Regions from separate parts of the Homo sapiens genome. Here region 1 is linked to region 2. The links are chromatin loops, found by intact Hi-C in ENCODE. Cell type or tissue: MCF 10A. All regions are shown on one strand.

Region 1 (8,000 bases), 190 kb after region 2:
AAATGGCCTGTGTTCTGAGGGGTCGTGGGGGGTGGGGGGCGGGGCAGTGAGATGGAATTAAGAGTGTTCTAGCTGAAGAAATATCTTTTAGAAAGAGGTCTGGAAAGGCTGGAAGATTGTGGCCCATTTAAAAGAAGGCTACTGTGTGGATGGCTAGCTGAGAGGCTGAGAAAGCATAGAGTAAAAATGTACCTGGAGAGGCTGGCAGAAGACTAACCAAACGTGACAGGCTGAATTGTGTCCCATCCCTCTCAAATTTATATATTGCAGCTTTAACCCCTAGTACCTCAGAATGTGATCTTATTTGGAAATAACGTCATTACAGATGTAATTAGTTAAGATGAGGTCATGCTGGAGTACGGTGGGCCTCTAATCTAATCTGACTCATGTCCTTATTATAAAACAAAAATTTGCACAAAGAGACACACATAGAGGGAAGAAGATGTGAAAAGACACAACAAGAAGATAACAATGGCTTTCTACAAGCCAAAGACAGAAGCCTAGAACATATCCTTCCCTCATGGCCCTCAAAAAGAACCAACCCCACCAACACCTTGATCTCACACTTCTAGTCTCCAAAACTGTGAGAAAATTAACTGATATTGTTGAAGCCACCCAGTCTGTGGTATTTTGGTATAGCAGCCCTACGAAGCTAATACAACAGGCCAGGCTACACATTTTAGCCTTTATATCTAAAGCACCGGGAAGCTGTGTGTCTGGCTGGCTTTAGACATAAAGAAAAGAATTAGAGATGGGAGATGAGGCAGAGGGAAAATGGTGAACATTTAAAGTATTTAGTTCACGCCAGGCATGATTCTAAAATCTTCAGCGTATTTACATTTCATGTTATCATCTCATCAACCCTGAAAAGTACCCATCTTACTGACGAGGTAACAGACACAGAAAGGTTAAGTGACTTCTCCAAGTTCACACGGGGAGTATGTGTAGACTTTGGATCTGAACCCAGGCAGCCAGTGTCCAGAGCTGTTAACTATTTGATTATTATCCATCAGAAAGATTTTTTAAAAATGTTGTGCCTTGTCAAGCTGAGTGAGTAATGGAAATCATCCTCTAAGAAAATAAAAAAATGTAAGATGGTTATATATTCAGGGTAAATAAATTAGTCTGGCCTTGACAGGTATACAGTTCCAAAATCTAACTTATAAACATAAATTTGTAGTTAAAAGCACATACATGATTGTTGAAGGCATAGGTGGAGGTCAAATTACCTAGAATGGGTCTTGTGAGTGAAAAGAAAAGGTGCCCAAGGACTCAGTCTTGAGTAAATCCCACATTTACTAGCCAAGGAGAAAAAGTGAGTCTGCAAAAGAGACAGAGAAGCAACAGCCATGGTGACAGGAGGAAAACCAGAAGAGTGTACTTTCATACATATCAAGGGAAGACAGGACATGGTCTACACTACAGTGTCAAATTAGAGCTGTGAGATATAGGTAGCAACATACACTGAAAAATGGGTAGGATTTAGTTGTATAGCCATCACTGGTGACACCAGAGAAAGCCATTTTAGGGAAGTGACTGGAGCAGAAATCAAACTGGAGTAGGCTGAAGAGTAAATAGGAAATGAGGAGAAAAAGAAAGTGAGTATAGACAACTCTATCAAGATGACTGGCTATGCACCATTATTCATAGTAGCCTCAAAATGAAAGCAATTGTAAATTTCCATCAACTGATGTGTGCATAACAAAATTTGGTATACCCAATGGAATATTATTCATCTATAAAAGGTAATAAAGTACTGAGACATTTCATGGATGAGCCATGAAATCCTGATGATAAGTGAAAGAAACCAGACGCAAAAAGTCACATATTGGATGATTCCATTTATATGAAATATTCAAAATGGGCAAATTCATAGAGACAGAAAGTAGATTCGTGCTTGCCAGGGCCTAGGGGGAGGGGGAAAGAGGAGTGACTGCTAATGGATATGTGAAAGAAAATAGAATCTTGGGACTCCAAACTTACTATGCCAAAGGCAAAGTTAAGCTTGGGAACGGAATCACAATGCTGCCTTCCTTTTTGTTCCCAGATAGCTGTAATTCAGCAACACCGTGTCATAGCCTCATCTCTAAGCCAGTTTCCCATAACTATAGAAGGGCACATGTCTCCCCAGATGGCCTCCCTCACAAGGAATTGCCTCGTGAGCACCTAAATCTTCCAGGATACATACCCTTCCTATATATACTAGCCCTAAAACCCAGTTCTATGAAATCTAACCCTGACAATGTCAATTGCCAGCTTATCAACCCTCTGCCTACCCTGAGACAAATGCCTAATTGACTTTTTCCTCTAGTTCTTCTTTTCACATGTAAAATGTAGATTTACTGAAGCTAAACAGAGCCTCACTAGAATTTAGCCATTTACCTCAGGGGCTACCCTCTCTCCCTTTCTTTTCCCTCCTATTTGCTCTTTCCCCTTCAAATACTGAAGTTCCCCCACCCCCTCCTTTGGAAAAAGCCCAGATCACAGATGCTCCTGTGATTTGTATATTTTCCAAGGTACTTTCTCGACTTTGGGTAAATAAACTTCTATTGATTGATACCTGCTTCAGTCACTTTTTGGTGAACAGGTGCATGGTTTGTTTTGGGGGTGATAAAATGTTCTGGAATTAGACAGTAGTGATAGTTGCATAACTTTGTAAATATATCAAAAACAATAAATTGTACAATTTAAAATGGTAGGCCAGGCACAGTGGCTCATGTCAATAAACCAGGCACTTTGGGAGACCAAAGCAAAAGGATTGCTTGAGGCCAGGAGTTCAAAACCAGAGTGGGCAACATAGAGAAGACCCTGTCTATGCCAAGAAATAAAAAAATTAACCAGACACGATGCATACTTGTAGTCCCATCTATTCTGGAGGCTGGGGCAGGAGGATCTCTTGGGCCCAGGAGTTTGAGGCTGCAATGAGCTATGATCATGCCAGTGCACTCTAGTCTCCATGACAGAGTGAGACCCTATCTCTAAAATAAATTAAATAAAATAAACTTTAAACTTAAAGTATTTTAAAAATAAATAAAATGGTAGATTTATGGTATGTGAATTGTATCTCCATTAATAAAATTGTATAAGAAAAAAAGATGCTTGGTTATGAAGGGTATGAGAGATAGTGGATGGTGGGTGAAGGGGTATGTGGTATTGAGGTATCACTTATCATGGTCCAATAACTATTGAGAAAGATAGGTTACATAAGCCATAACTATTATTATGATTATTATTATTTACTTTTTATATCAATGTATGATTTACCACATACAGAAGCCTCTGGTAAGCTAGAAGTGAAAAGCTTTAAATTCCCTAGATCACAAATGTAGAACACAAAGCCTTATATGGAATCTGGCCAATAAAAGATCTTGGAGACTTAGGAGAGTGAGACATTTCTTTAGCAAGATGATGATGAAATAACTTGCAACAACAAGAGGTATTCTCTTTCACATGACTAAACTAGCAGTGGGAGAGGTCCTACATGGGTGTGTTGCCCTGAAGAGAGGGACTGCAGAATAAAACATTACTTGGGAAATTGTACTTCTTCAAATTAGTCTGTTCTAGACAGTCTGGTGAAACTTCGATGGTACTACAGTTTGACAGGTAAAATAACTATTAATTCCAGCAAACTGAACAACAAGATTTTCTCCTGAAGTATTGAAGTCACGATTTTCTTGCAGTGAAATTCAGCTTTACAGTCTTCTTTCTGCAGTCTCCATATCATGAACCATATTACTATTACAGAATAAAGCTACCCCCTGTTTTCACTAGATTAAAAATTTTAAAGGAACGTTGTGGAGAGAGTCTAGTTGAGAGATGGTATATGTCTTCTGATTAATGCCAAATAAATTAGCCCTTTTCAATAAGCCAAGGTTACCAAGAAGGGATTTTGCTAAGATCTCAAGAGAGTAGAGAACAGAAAATATGTAGCCCCATAACAACTCTTGGTAGTTCCATTATATTATACCAGGATTTGCACTGTATTTTCTGAGTAGAGTTTGGAAATTGTCATCCACTAAGAGATATATTGGTACTTCAAAGGCAATTGTGTTTAGGATGGAGATGCTATGAAAAAGCACACCTGGGGAATAGAAAGGCAGTAATAATATAAAACCTAAAAATTGATTTCTATGGTAGCTGTACCCAAGCTTATATTTTTTTCTTTTATAACAGCAAATGAAATATTGTACAAAATGTATTCAGCCTCTAGCTACAATATATATGTACATAGTTGTCCTGGATTTCCTTAATATGGATGGTGCATTGACCTGTAAAACTCAACTTCATCAGAGCCAACTGGTTCTCTTCGTTCATCCAGCAAAGTCAAATTGATGATGCAGCACATTATATGGTTTATTATGCAAACAGATTTGCCATTTTGCTAAACTGCTAAGGTGTACCATCATATTGTTAAGCAGAATATAAATATGAAATGCTATGAATCTTTTAATACACCAGGATCCACCTACCAAGGACATTAGTGGATTCAGGCCAACAGGAAAAGAAAATTTGGCACAAGACTAAAGAGAAAAGAGAATTCTTTTGCTCCCACCACAGGGCATGACTGAGATGTGTAAAATGTTGGAGGCAGACGTTATTATCTTTAAAGACAGACTTCCCGTTATTTTTTTCACGGACTCCCCCCAAGTTTTTGTGAAGAGGTGCCAATGCTACATGGCTTTACAAAGATGCTTCCATTTAGGAGTACCCAGTAGCTAACGAAAGTGATTTTGTATAACCCTTCTGAGAACCCCTGATGGAAGCTTAGGGAAGTCCATTTAAACTGAGCAGTTCTCATTGGGAAAATTATAAGAGAGAAAAATTTGCCCAAGATATTGTAACTTGGCTAAATTATTTCTAGCCATGAGGGGAACCACAAATGTGCCCATCTTAATCAAGCATTCTGGCTATGAAATAACCTATTATTAATCTTGATTTTTTAAAAGTCACCCTGTGATTAATTGACTTTAGCTCAATAGACACCACAGAGTGGCTTCGTAGTGTCTGCAAAGAAGACCAGACAAGAGAAAATGAATTAAAGGTCACCGTGATGAGCCAAGACAGCAAAGTAAAAAAGTCGAAGAATTATCGCCACTATGCCTAGGAGGATTGTTTTCCCTAAAACATACTGTAATCAGTGTTACACCTTCGGTGGACATAATAAAGAAGGATGGATTAATACTGCAGAATTGCAGAAATATCTCACCCACCAAACAATATTAATGTAGATACTCGGGTAAGAGATTTGGTTGGATTTTTCCTTCACTTACATGTTTGCACATTGCTTTTCCTGCTTTGAAGGAAAAAGTAAGCGATACTTTCCATTAGCAGTAAATACGCTTCCTTCAATCTTTACTTTATAAATACAAAATTCCATATTAATAATACCATTCAATATAAAAAGTTAAAGTTTTGTAATAAAATAATGAAATTAAAAGTAATAATTAAGCAGAAATAAAGACAGCAGAATTGGCCAGACGTAGTGGCTCTCGCCTGTAATCCCAGCACTTTGGGAGGCCGAGGCGCTGGATCACTTGAGGTCAGGAGTTCGAGACCAGCCTGGGCAACATAGTGAAACCCTGTCTCTAACAAAAACACAAAAATTAGCCAGGCGTGGTGGCAGGCACCTGTAATCCCAGCTACTCAGGAGGCTGAGGCAGTAGAATTGCTTGAACCCAGGAGGCAGAGGTTGCAGTGAGCGGAGGTTGTGCCACTGCACTCCAGCCTGGGCCGACAAGAGCAAAACTGCATCTAAAAAAATAAAATAAATAAAAATAAAAATAAAAGACAGCAGAATTGCACTGGTGACATTCCCCATGGTGAGATTTCAAGCATTCTTCACAGGACACTGTACTCAAAACCTTTGCATATTAAAGGGAATAAAGGCATCAGAGTTCTAGCCCCAGCTATTGAAGTATTTTATTGCGTAGATACAGACTTTACCACTCACAAATTTACCTTCTTTATGTATACAATGAGAGGACTGAACTAGATAAACTAAGGTGCCTTCCAGGTACTACGTGGTACTCTGCCACAGGCCAGTACAAGGTTCATTCCTGCCGGTGCCCAAAGGCACTTGGCCCTGGCTCTCCCACATCCGCTCACCTGTGTGCTCCCCCTCCCTCAAGGGGTTTGAGTGCTGCAGGCTGAGTAAGTGAGCGACCCCTTCGCAAGTCCCACTAAGGGGTCAAGGGAAATATCTAGTCTCAATATGCCTGTGGATAAATTCATGCAGTCAACCATTTTTCTTCCCATTAGCTGAGATTCTTCAAAAGAGAGAATGAGCGAAGCAATGGAATTTTCTAAGCACAGGACACTTCTTTTAAGGCAAGGCATGGCAATGGAAGCCCCCATATGTGGGATTCATGCATTCACTCGTTCTAGTCTTCATTAATTTATTTTGCAATATTTGCTGCATATCTATTATATACCTAGGCAGTGTGACACCATCCCTGACCTCACAGCCTTTAAACTCCAGGGGGACAAATAAACTATAAATTAAATAAATAAACATTAGTATTAGTAATGTTTGAGCTGGGACCACATACCCCTGAAGGCAGGGGTTTTCAAGCTTGACCATGCAACAGAATCACTAGAAGGCTTATAAAAACACAAATTACTGGGCCTATCCTGCAGTTTCTAAGTCAGTAGGTTTGGGGTAGGGTTTCAGAATTTTTGTCTCTAACAGGTTCCCAGGTAATGCTGAGGCAGTTTGTCCAGGACCACACGTTAAGAAATACTACTCTAGGTCAAGGCAACACTTTCCTGATTCTAATTTTCCTTAGTTATATAATGGATATCATAACTTCCCTGCCTACTTCACAGCATTGTTGAGAAGAACCAATGAAAAAGTGAGCTTCAGAAATGCAAGCATTTGCCAAATGTGAGATTATACTTGCCAGCAACTGCTGTGTAACTCTGAGGGAATTGGCTGTCACTATAAATGCGACAGAACCTCGAAGTTTAACAGTGGCTGCTAAGGCTATGAAGTTCAGCCAGTGATCAGAACTTCAGCACTAATCTGTTTTTTTTTCTCTTCTATAATTACATGAAAATATTTGAGAAATTGCATAAGTAAAAACAATAGAAACCCACAGGATTTTTGTTTGTTTGTCTTTTTTTAAGTCATAAGTTTCAGTCCCATGATTTCAGCTTATGCTGCCAATAGATTTAACACTCTCTGTTGCCAAAAGATTTAACACTGATGGGACAGGAGGTTTCAGGTTTTTTCTGTCTGTCTCCTACATCTGTCCATTGCTTTTGCTCAATAAATAAGAGGGATGCTACAGATGAGACCGCCTAAAAGTAGTATTATGGGATAGAATGGTTACTCTGTGGCAGCTGGGGGACAATAAGAATATCTTAGTTCTGTCCTGGAATATGGATTGAACACCATTGTGGTCACACTTCATATAATGCATTATTTGGGCCTTGCTCTGTCTCTTGCCTAAATTATACTGTGTTTAGAGTTGCCAGATAAAATACAAGGTATCTGGTTAAATTTGAATTTTAAATTAAAAAAACTTACTTTTTAGTGTATGTCCCAAATATTGCATGAGACATACTTACACTAAAAAAGTATTTGTTGTTTATCTGAAATTCAAACTTATCCAGGAAAAGTTATTTTTATTTGCTGAATTTGGCAACCTGAGCTGTGTCCCAATAGTAATGATGTGGTAACTGAGGCTGAGTGACACATATATGCAGAAAAACATTAATCTGTAAACCCAGTATGAGCATCCTATTGGTGGATCTCAAATCACAATTAACTAGTGAGCATTTTTAAAAGTACCAAGAGGACCTACCCCAGAGCAATTAAATCAGAGTCTCTAGAAATGGAACCAAATCACTAATAGTTTGCCAAGTTCCACAGATGATTCCAATGGGCAGTTGAGTTTGAGAACTACCTAATTAAAAGAAGAAATACATATCAGTTGTTCTCGGTTGTGGCTGTCCATTAAAACAATTTCAGATCTTTAAAAAATCCCAATGCCCATTCT
Region 2 (8,000 bases):
AGTTTGGGTAATAGGATGAGATCAATCGCTTTGAAATTCTTCTCAAAGATATGATATCACTCTGATTAATCTTTAATACTCTTATTTCCTGCCTAAAGTGATCTTAATGGATTTTATTTTTCTACTGCCTAAATAATCAGCTTATATTCACTAAATATTGGCAAAATAGTTTGCCATTAATAGGTTGGAAATCTACATTTCTTAGACTCTGGTTATCAAATGGTTTCAGTGAATTTCAAAAGCAACTATGGTATCTAAATAAGTGTTGTATTCAGTAAATTATGTCAGTTTATATAATCTTGTGACTATGTAGTTACAAGTAGACGACTTGACAGTTTTTTACAGAAAGCACCTGAGAGAACTGTTCCCTGTTCAAACGCATACCACATTAGTTTGCAGTAAGGCAAAAAATAAAGATCTACAGAGAAAGATAATAAAACCCGTATGCAGTACATTTGTTCAGAAATACAAAACGGTTTTGTGGTTCTCCATCATAACCCACCACCCACTTGACGGCATAATGTTACAACATCCTTAACATCTTTCATATTACTTTCATGTGGCAAACTAGATGTTAGTAAAGGAATTCTTTAAAGCTCAGTCATGGAATTATAGAATGTTGAAGCCAGGAAGAATTACACGGTTATTAAGTTCTTTGATTTGGAAACTGTGTTCTCTAACATGGTATGATTTTCACCATGCCCCTCTGAGTAGGTGGAGTTTGGGGGTGCCCACTGGGCTCAGTTCCCTGCCTTGTTGTGCCACCCATTCCTCTTTGACAAAATTAGTTCTGCTTTTATTTTACCTTATACATCAGTATTTCACCCAAGATGTTGACCAAACAAATCCAATTCAATTCAACTGATATATATTAAACAGAATAATGTGCCAGATATTATGATACAGGGTTTGGAATATCTTTAGTTTCTGTCCTTATACCTTACGGTGCTTTGTAGTTAAAAAACTTTAATAAAAATTTAAAAATAAATTTTAATTTAATAAAAAATATTAATAACTTAAAAAAAAACTGGACTGATTCAACTCTATTATTTTAGAGATCAAGGATCTGAGGTACAAAAAGATCAAAAGGCTTGCCAAAAATAACAGAGCAAATTCAAACTAGAATCCTTCCTAGATCTTTTCCTCCCCATTCTTTGTTATGTGCTCCTTGGAAAATTCTGTCAAGCAAATATTGCATGGGTCTGTGCAGTCTCCCCTCAAGGTGTGTGCAATCTGTTACAAGACTGGAAACATGCAACTAAATAATCATAACCTACGGCAGAGAGCTCTTGCCATGCAATCTGTCATCATCTGTAAGTGTCATGTTTTGGTATTATCATGGGTATCAGTTGGATACATTTCTCATGTGATTTGCCTGTCTTTGATAGAAGTGAAGGGAAACTTCCAGAGACCACAATGGCTGAGCCACTGATTTGACACATTGGCAAAATGACTGTGAAAAGGAGGTGACTGCTAAAGCTAAGATGTAGCTCAGTTCTACAGTCACTTGAGGGTGACCAATTTTGCTGTCACAAAGTCACAAAGGAAGAATATGAGCTGAATTTTCCATTATTTGAATGTTTCTGGAACATTATGGTATTTCATAAATATTAGTTGGATTAAATTGACAGAACACAGAACTGGAAAACAAATGCAGCTATGGTAATGGCCAATCAAGATGAACATACACACAACCACAAAAACCCTCTTTATTTTCTGCACTGGCAAAGGTGAAACTAGAAGGAAATTCAAACAAATTACAATTTTAAAAGAAACGTTCTTAGCATTAGACCATGACTAAGCCAACTGGCTTTTTATAGTTAAGAAAACAACTTGTGTTACGAAGACATTTCTCTCTTCCTTGAAAACACCTATACACACATATGCACACTCACTCACAAATGGAAATCACTTTGAAAACTAAACAAAGTGTAACAGTAATGATATGAAGCACAGGGTAATTTTAAATCCTAATCATATTTTGTCCACAAAAACCCACAGCAATTATAGTAGAGATTTTTCTCTCACTAATTTTGCATTAAACATAGCTTTGTATTCACCAACAAAAGTATTTTCAAGACCTCATTTTATTCTTCAGAACATCCTATTAACAACGGTAAAGCTCTATAGACATTTAAATAATAACAGACCTCTCTTACAGAGTTATTAATGTCTCAGTTGACAAAGCTTCTGCATAATAGAAGGAACATTTTAAGGACACTAATTTTTCTTACTAGCTACCAGTTAGAGAAACATCTAGAAGTCAGAACACATGAAGATGTGTACAGGATTGATTCCCTATCTATATTAACTTTTCCTGAGTATTCATAAAGGGATACAGCCTCTCCCTCTTTTCCCCATCCCTTTTACACTTGAGCTATGGAACGGTAAAAAGTAAAACACTATCTTCCTAAAACAAATATGACAACACCAGGGTAAAGAGGCCAAGATTCTTGAGTCTTTTTAAAGTTCTTAACGTGGAGAGAAATGTGAGGTGTCTATAATACATGTATCTTTCTCTGTTGAACAATCACGCCTTTAAAAGTTAATTTTAATCCTTCACATACTAATCCCTCAAATACTATTGAGAATATTCGATACATTTTGGATATCTATACTTATCCTACCATAAAATGTTTCTTTCAAAGTCATATATAATTTTCATAATGTATTTTAACTAGTTCCCTTCACTTTTTTTTTTTTTTTTTTTTGAGACGGAGTCTCGCTCTGTTGCCCAGGCCGGAGTGCAGTGGCGCGATCTCCGCTCACTGCAAGCTCTGCCTCCTGGGTTCATGCCATTCTCCTACCTCAGCCTCCCGAGTAGCTGGGAATACAGGTACCCGCCACCATGCCTGGCTAATTTTTTGTATTTTTAGTAGAGACGGGGTTTCACCGCGTTAGTCAGGCTGGTCTCGATCTCCTGACCTCGTGATCCGCCTGCCTCGGCCTCCCAAAGTGCTGGGATTACAGGCGTGAGCCACCGCGCCCGGCCCACTTTGTTTCTTAGAAGCATTGTGGTAGAGTAGGAAAGATTTCACACAGTTAGTGTTCAAGGAAACAGGTCTAACAGTTCCTGATTCTGCCTTATTTGTTTGGCAAGTTGGATAAATTACTTAACATCTCTTAGTCTCAGTCTTTTTATATGGAGAATGTGACATAGTCTTCCTGCATGAATTGTCGTGAGGATTTAATAGGAAAACAGATTAAGTTCCTGCATATAGTAGACGGAAAATAAATCTGTTCTAATTATATCCATCAAAGTTTGGGATAATAGCATTTAGCAGCCTATATAGCCTGACAAGAAAAATATTACTATTTGTGAAATAATGAACTGGACATCCAACCAAAGGATCAAAAGGGGTTTAGACCCTGATTTAAGAATCATTAACACTTTCCACATTAGTTTCCATAGCAGGGGGATTGATCTATACTTAACAAATCAATTCAACAAAAATATTCTAAAGACTTTTAAATATGCAAGGCAATGTACAGGACTATAAGGGGATCAAATGTAAACAAAACATAGCATTTAGTCCTGAAAGAGCTTATAATCTAGATAATTATAAATACCTCCATAATCCAATTTCAAAAGCATTTATGAAGGACCTAAAATAGTCAGTACTAATTTAGAGATAAAAGAATGAGTAAGACATAGAGTCATTCATAAGGATGTTCATAGATGAGAGCATATTTATGATGCACTGTGGCGAGTGCTATACTCAGAGATAACTTTTTGGTGACCTCATTTAAATCCACCAACTAAAACTGGTCACGAAAAATATTCACAGATTTATACAGCTGACAATAAAACATGCTTTGTGCAATTGCACTGACTCACTCCATTTTACAATAGGTTGTTTGTGCATTTTTTTTTAACTTAAAAGAATTGACAAACAACTGCCTGTGTTCACAGATAGTCAGGGGAACTTGGATCACCCATAATGCTTCAACCTCTGAATGACTCAAGAGTGGAATTTCAGTTTTGCTTTCTTTGGCCTGGAATGTTTAAACATTAGTTTCTAATATTGGAGCATACATCTTGTGAGAGCTGTAGAATGTAAACACAATCTCATGGTCCTTGCAGAAGAAGGAAATGGACAGAAGAAAACATCAACATTTACTAGGTGAATCCACTTGGGGTGAAAGGGGTGCTCTATTTTTCACTTATCTCTAATGCTTTGGGGTTGGCAACATTTCTCCTTTCTGTTGCAAATAATTGTGGTGACTAACCACGGAGTCATGGAGCCTCAGGAGCCTCAAAGAGTGAGGAGTGACTAAGCAACTGAACAGAAAGGTGCGGGGAGGTCAGTTGATGACTAAACTAACAACATATACAAGGTAACTTAAGAGTCATGCCAAGGAGACAGAACAAATACTTCCAAGGAAGTAACTCATAATATATCCATCAAAAGACATGTATTTAGGAAAGCCAAGGAATTCATTTGGCTAGCTTTGATACTTAGTATTTTGTTCATTTAATTTGATAAGTGTGGTTTGTAATTAAACTATAAAAATATTCATTTATTCATTCAAAAAATATTTTTAAAATATTTCCTCTCTACCAGGTACTAGGGGCTATAATAGTGAACAAGACAGACAAAACTTCTGCTTTCATGAAGCCTGCATTCCAGAGAAGGAGATGCAAAATAATCATATAAATTGATACACACACAATATAATGCCAGGTGATTATAAGTACTATGAAAATTAAAGCAGCTAAAGAGATAGAGACTAATGTAAATGCTATTTTAGAAAAAACTGTCAGGAAAGCTTGCTCTGATGATCATTTGGAACATATCTGTGAGAAGGGAGGAAGTGAGTCATAGCAAAACCTGGAGGATGTTTATGCCAGGCAGAGGGAAGAGCAAGTTCAAAGGTGCTGAGATGGAGTATACTTGGCATGCTTAAGAGAGGGCAAAGAATGCCACTGTATCTATAATGATGTAAAAAAAGAGTGACAATGAATTCAAAGATAGCCACTGGCCAATGCAGGAAGGGCCTTGTAGAACATGGAAAGGACTTGGGTTTTATTTTAAGTATAAGAGGAATGCTTTGGAGAGTTTTAAAAATAAGAGAGCCCCAAGTAGCATTTGTACCAGAGGTATCACTCTGGCATTTTGGTGTTCAAGTCTGGGAGAATGAAGTGGTGTGGAGGCAGAGAGGCAGAATGGAGGCAGGAAGGCAGGGAGGAAGATGTTGAGGCAGTCCACTGAAAGGCGACGGCACAGTGTTGGTGGTGGAAGTGGTAGAATTTTTTTCCCTTAAGTATCTATTTGGTAAGTAGAACTAACAAAATTTACTGACTGACTAGATGTGAATTATAAACGAATGTTCATGAGTTAAGGGGCATGATCCCTAGTTATGAGCTTGAGCAAACACATGAATGGTGGTACCATTTAACCATATGTGGAGACAACATAAGAGAAGCAAGTTTAGGGTGGATTAATTATCCAGAGACAAGTTTTTATAAATCAGTTTAGTCACCTCTTTTTATCCATAAGGCTAATTTTACTATTCAATGTTGATTTATATTTCAAAAATGTAAGGCAGTGACTGATGACTCATCTCCTTGTGATCCCCCAAAGGGAAGTGGTCTTGGAAAGTTTCATATTTTAGGCTAATGTCATAGTCATTTATTATGAGATAAGCTCTGGCTAATCTCTACTATCCTTCACTTACTGAATAGGGAAACACTGAAAGCCTTTCCACTCAGATCTGGAACAAGACAAAGATGTCCACTTTTACCACTTGTATTCAACATAGTACTGCAAGTCTTTGTAAAAACAATTAGGCAATAGAAAGAAATACATGGCATTCAAATTTGAAAGAAAGAAGTCAAATTATCCTTACTTGCTGATGACACGATCTTATACATAGAAAAATCTAAAAACTCCACCAAAAAACTCTTAGATTTGATAAATGAATTCAGTGAAGTTGCAGGATAATAATCAACATACAAAAATTAGTAGCATTTCTATACACAAATAATTAACTAGCTCAGAAAGAAATCCCCTTTACAATAGCACAAAAAATAGAATACCTATGAATAAGTTTAACCAAGGAGATGAAAGATCTCTACAAGGAAAACTATAAAACACTGATGAAGAAAGTTGAAGAGGATGTACACAAATGAAAAGACATCCCACACTCATATCATACATTGGAAGAATTAATATCATTAAAATGACCATACTGCCCAAAGCAATTGACAGATTCATTGCAATCCCTATCAAAGTACTAATGTCATTTTTCACAGAAGTAGAAAAAAGATCCTAAAATTCATATGGAACGAAATAGAGCCCAAGGAGCCAAAGCAATCCTAATCAGAAAGAACAAAGTTGGAGGCATCACACTACTTGAGTTCAAATTGTACTACAAAGCAATAGTAACCAATACAGAATGGTACTGGCACAAAAACAAACACATACACCAATGGAACAGAATAGAGAGCCCAGAAGCAAACCCATGCACTTACAGCCAACTCATTTTTTACAAAGGCACCAGGAACATACATTGGGGAAAGGATAGTCTCTTTAATAAATGGTGTGGGAAACATGGATATTCATATTCAGAAAAGTAGATACCCATCTTTTACCATATACAAAAATAAACTCAAAATGGATTAAAGACTTAAATATAAGACTTGAAAGTATAAAACTACTAGACAAAAACATTGGGGATATGCTAGGGGACATTGCTCTGAGCAAAGATTTTTTGGTTAAGACCTCAAAAGCACAGGCAACCAATGCAAAAACAGATAATTGAGATTACATTAGGCTACAAAGCTTTTGCACAGCAAAGGAAACAGTTAACAAAGTGAAGAGACAACCTACAAAATGGAAGAAATTATCTGCAAATGATCTACCTGACAAGGTGATATGGTTTGGCTCTGCATCCCCATCCAAATCTCATGTCGAATTGTAATCCTCAATGTTGGAGGAGGGGCCTTGTGGGAGGTGACTGGATCATGGGGGCGGACTTCCCTCTTGCTGTTCTCATGATAGTGAGTGAGTTCGCAGGAGATCTGGTTGTTTAAAAGTGTGTAGCACTTCCCCCTTCGCTGTCTCTCTCCTGCTCTGCCATATGAAGATGTGCCTGCTTCTTCTTCACTTCTGCCTGATTGTGAATTCCCTGAGGCCTCCCTAGCCATGCTTCCTGCACAGCCTGCAGAACTGTGAGTCAATTAAACCTCTTTTCTTCATAAATTACCTAGTCTCAGGTAGTTCCTTATATGAATTCAAGAATGAACTAATACACACGGGATTAGTAAGTAGAATATATAAAGAGCTCAAACAACTCAACAGCAAAAATCTTCATCAGAGAAATGCAAATTAAAACCACAAATAGCTGTAATACCAGCTACTTGGGAGGCTGAGGTAGGAGAATCGCTTGAACCCGGAAGGCGGAGGTTGCAGTGAGCTGAGATCGCGCCATTGCACTCTAGCCTGGGCAACAAGAGCAAAACTCCGTTTCAAAAACAAACCAAAAACAAAAACACAAACAAAAACCACGAAGAGAAATTTCAGCCCAGCTAGAAATGCTATTTATTATCAAAAAGACAAAAAATAACAAATGTTGGAGAGGCTGCAGAGAAAAGTGAATGCCTGTACACTGTTGGTGGAAACGTAAAGTAGTACTGCCATTGTGGAAAACTCTATGGAGTTTCCTCAAAATAATAAAAAGAAAATGTGGCATATGTACACATTGGAATACTATTCAGCAATAAAATAGTATGAAAATCTGTCATTTGCAGCAAGATAGATGGAAAGTCATTATATTACGTGAAATAAGCCAGGCACGGAAAGAAAAATATCACATTTTCTCACTCATATGTGAGAGCAAAACAAGTCAATCTTATGAAGGTAGAGAATAGAATGGTTGGTCATAACAACTCTATTTCGTTCCATTGGTGTATGTGTTTGTTTTTGTGCCAGTTCCATTCTGTATTGGTTACTGTTGCTGTGTAGTACAATTTGAACTCAAGTAGTGTGATGCCTCCA

Evidence for each region. A loop is a pair of places that touch in the nucleus more often than their neighbours do. Peaks named below come from ENCODE experiments on the same cell type or tissue, not always from the same donor. Only the 100,000 strongest peaks of a DNase experiment are listed, where the experiment ranks them.
Region 1: a loop joins it to region 2, with 9 times the contacts of the local background. A loop is called at or near these places in 2 of 110 quality-filtered maps.

The regions. Positions count from the first base shown.
Region 1 is chrX:29,465,631-29,473,630 of GRCh38, reverse strand. All of the region lies in intron 5 of IL1RAPL1 (interleukin 1 receptor accessory protein like 1), which reads right to left. Among named protein-coding and RNA genes, the nearest start is that of MIR4666B, 100 kb to the left of the region's middle. In MCF 10A, no CTCF peak of the experiment used is centred here; a DNase peak (open chromatin) is centred at 3,410.
Region 2 is chrX:29,659,115-29,667,114 of GRCh38, reverse strand. The region is part of intron 5 of IL1RAPL1 (interleukin 1 receptor accessory protein like 1); the gene reads right to left. Among named protein-coding and RNA genes, the nearest start is that of MIR4666B, 89 kb to the right of the region's middle. RefSeq lists an enhancer at 4,140-5,339. In MCF 10A, no CTCF peak of the experiment used is centred here; DNase peaks (open chromatin) are centred at 3,924, 4,254 and 4,844.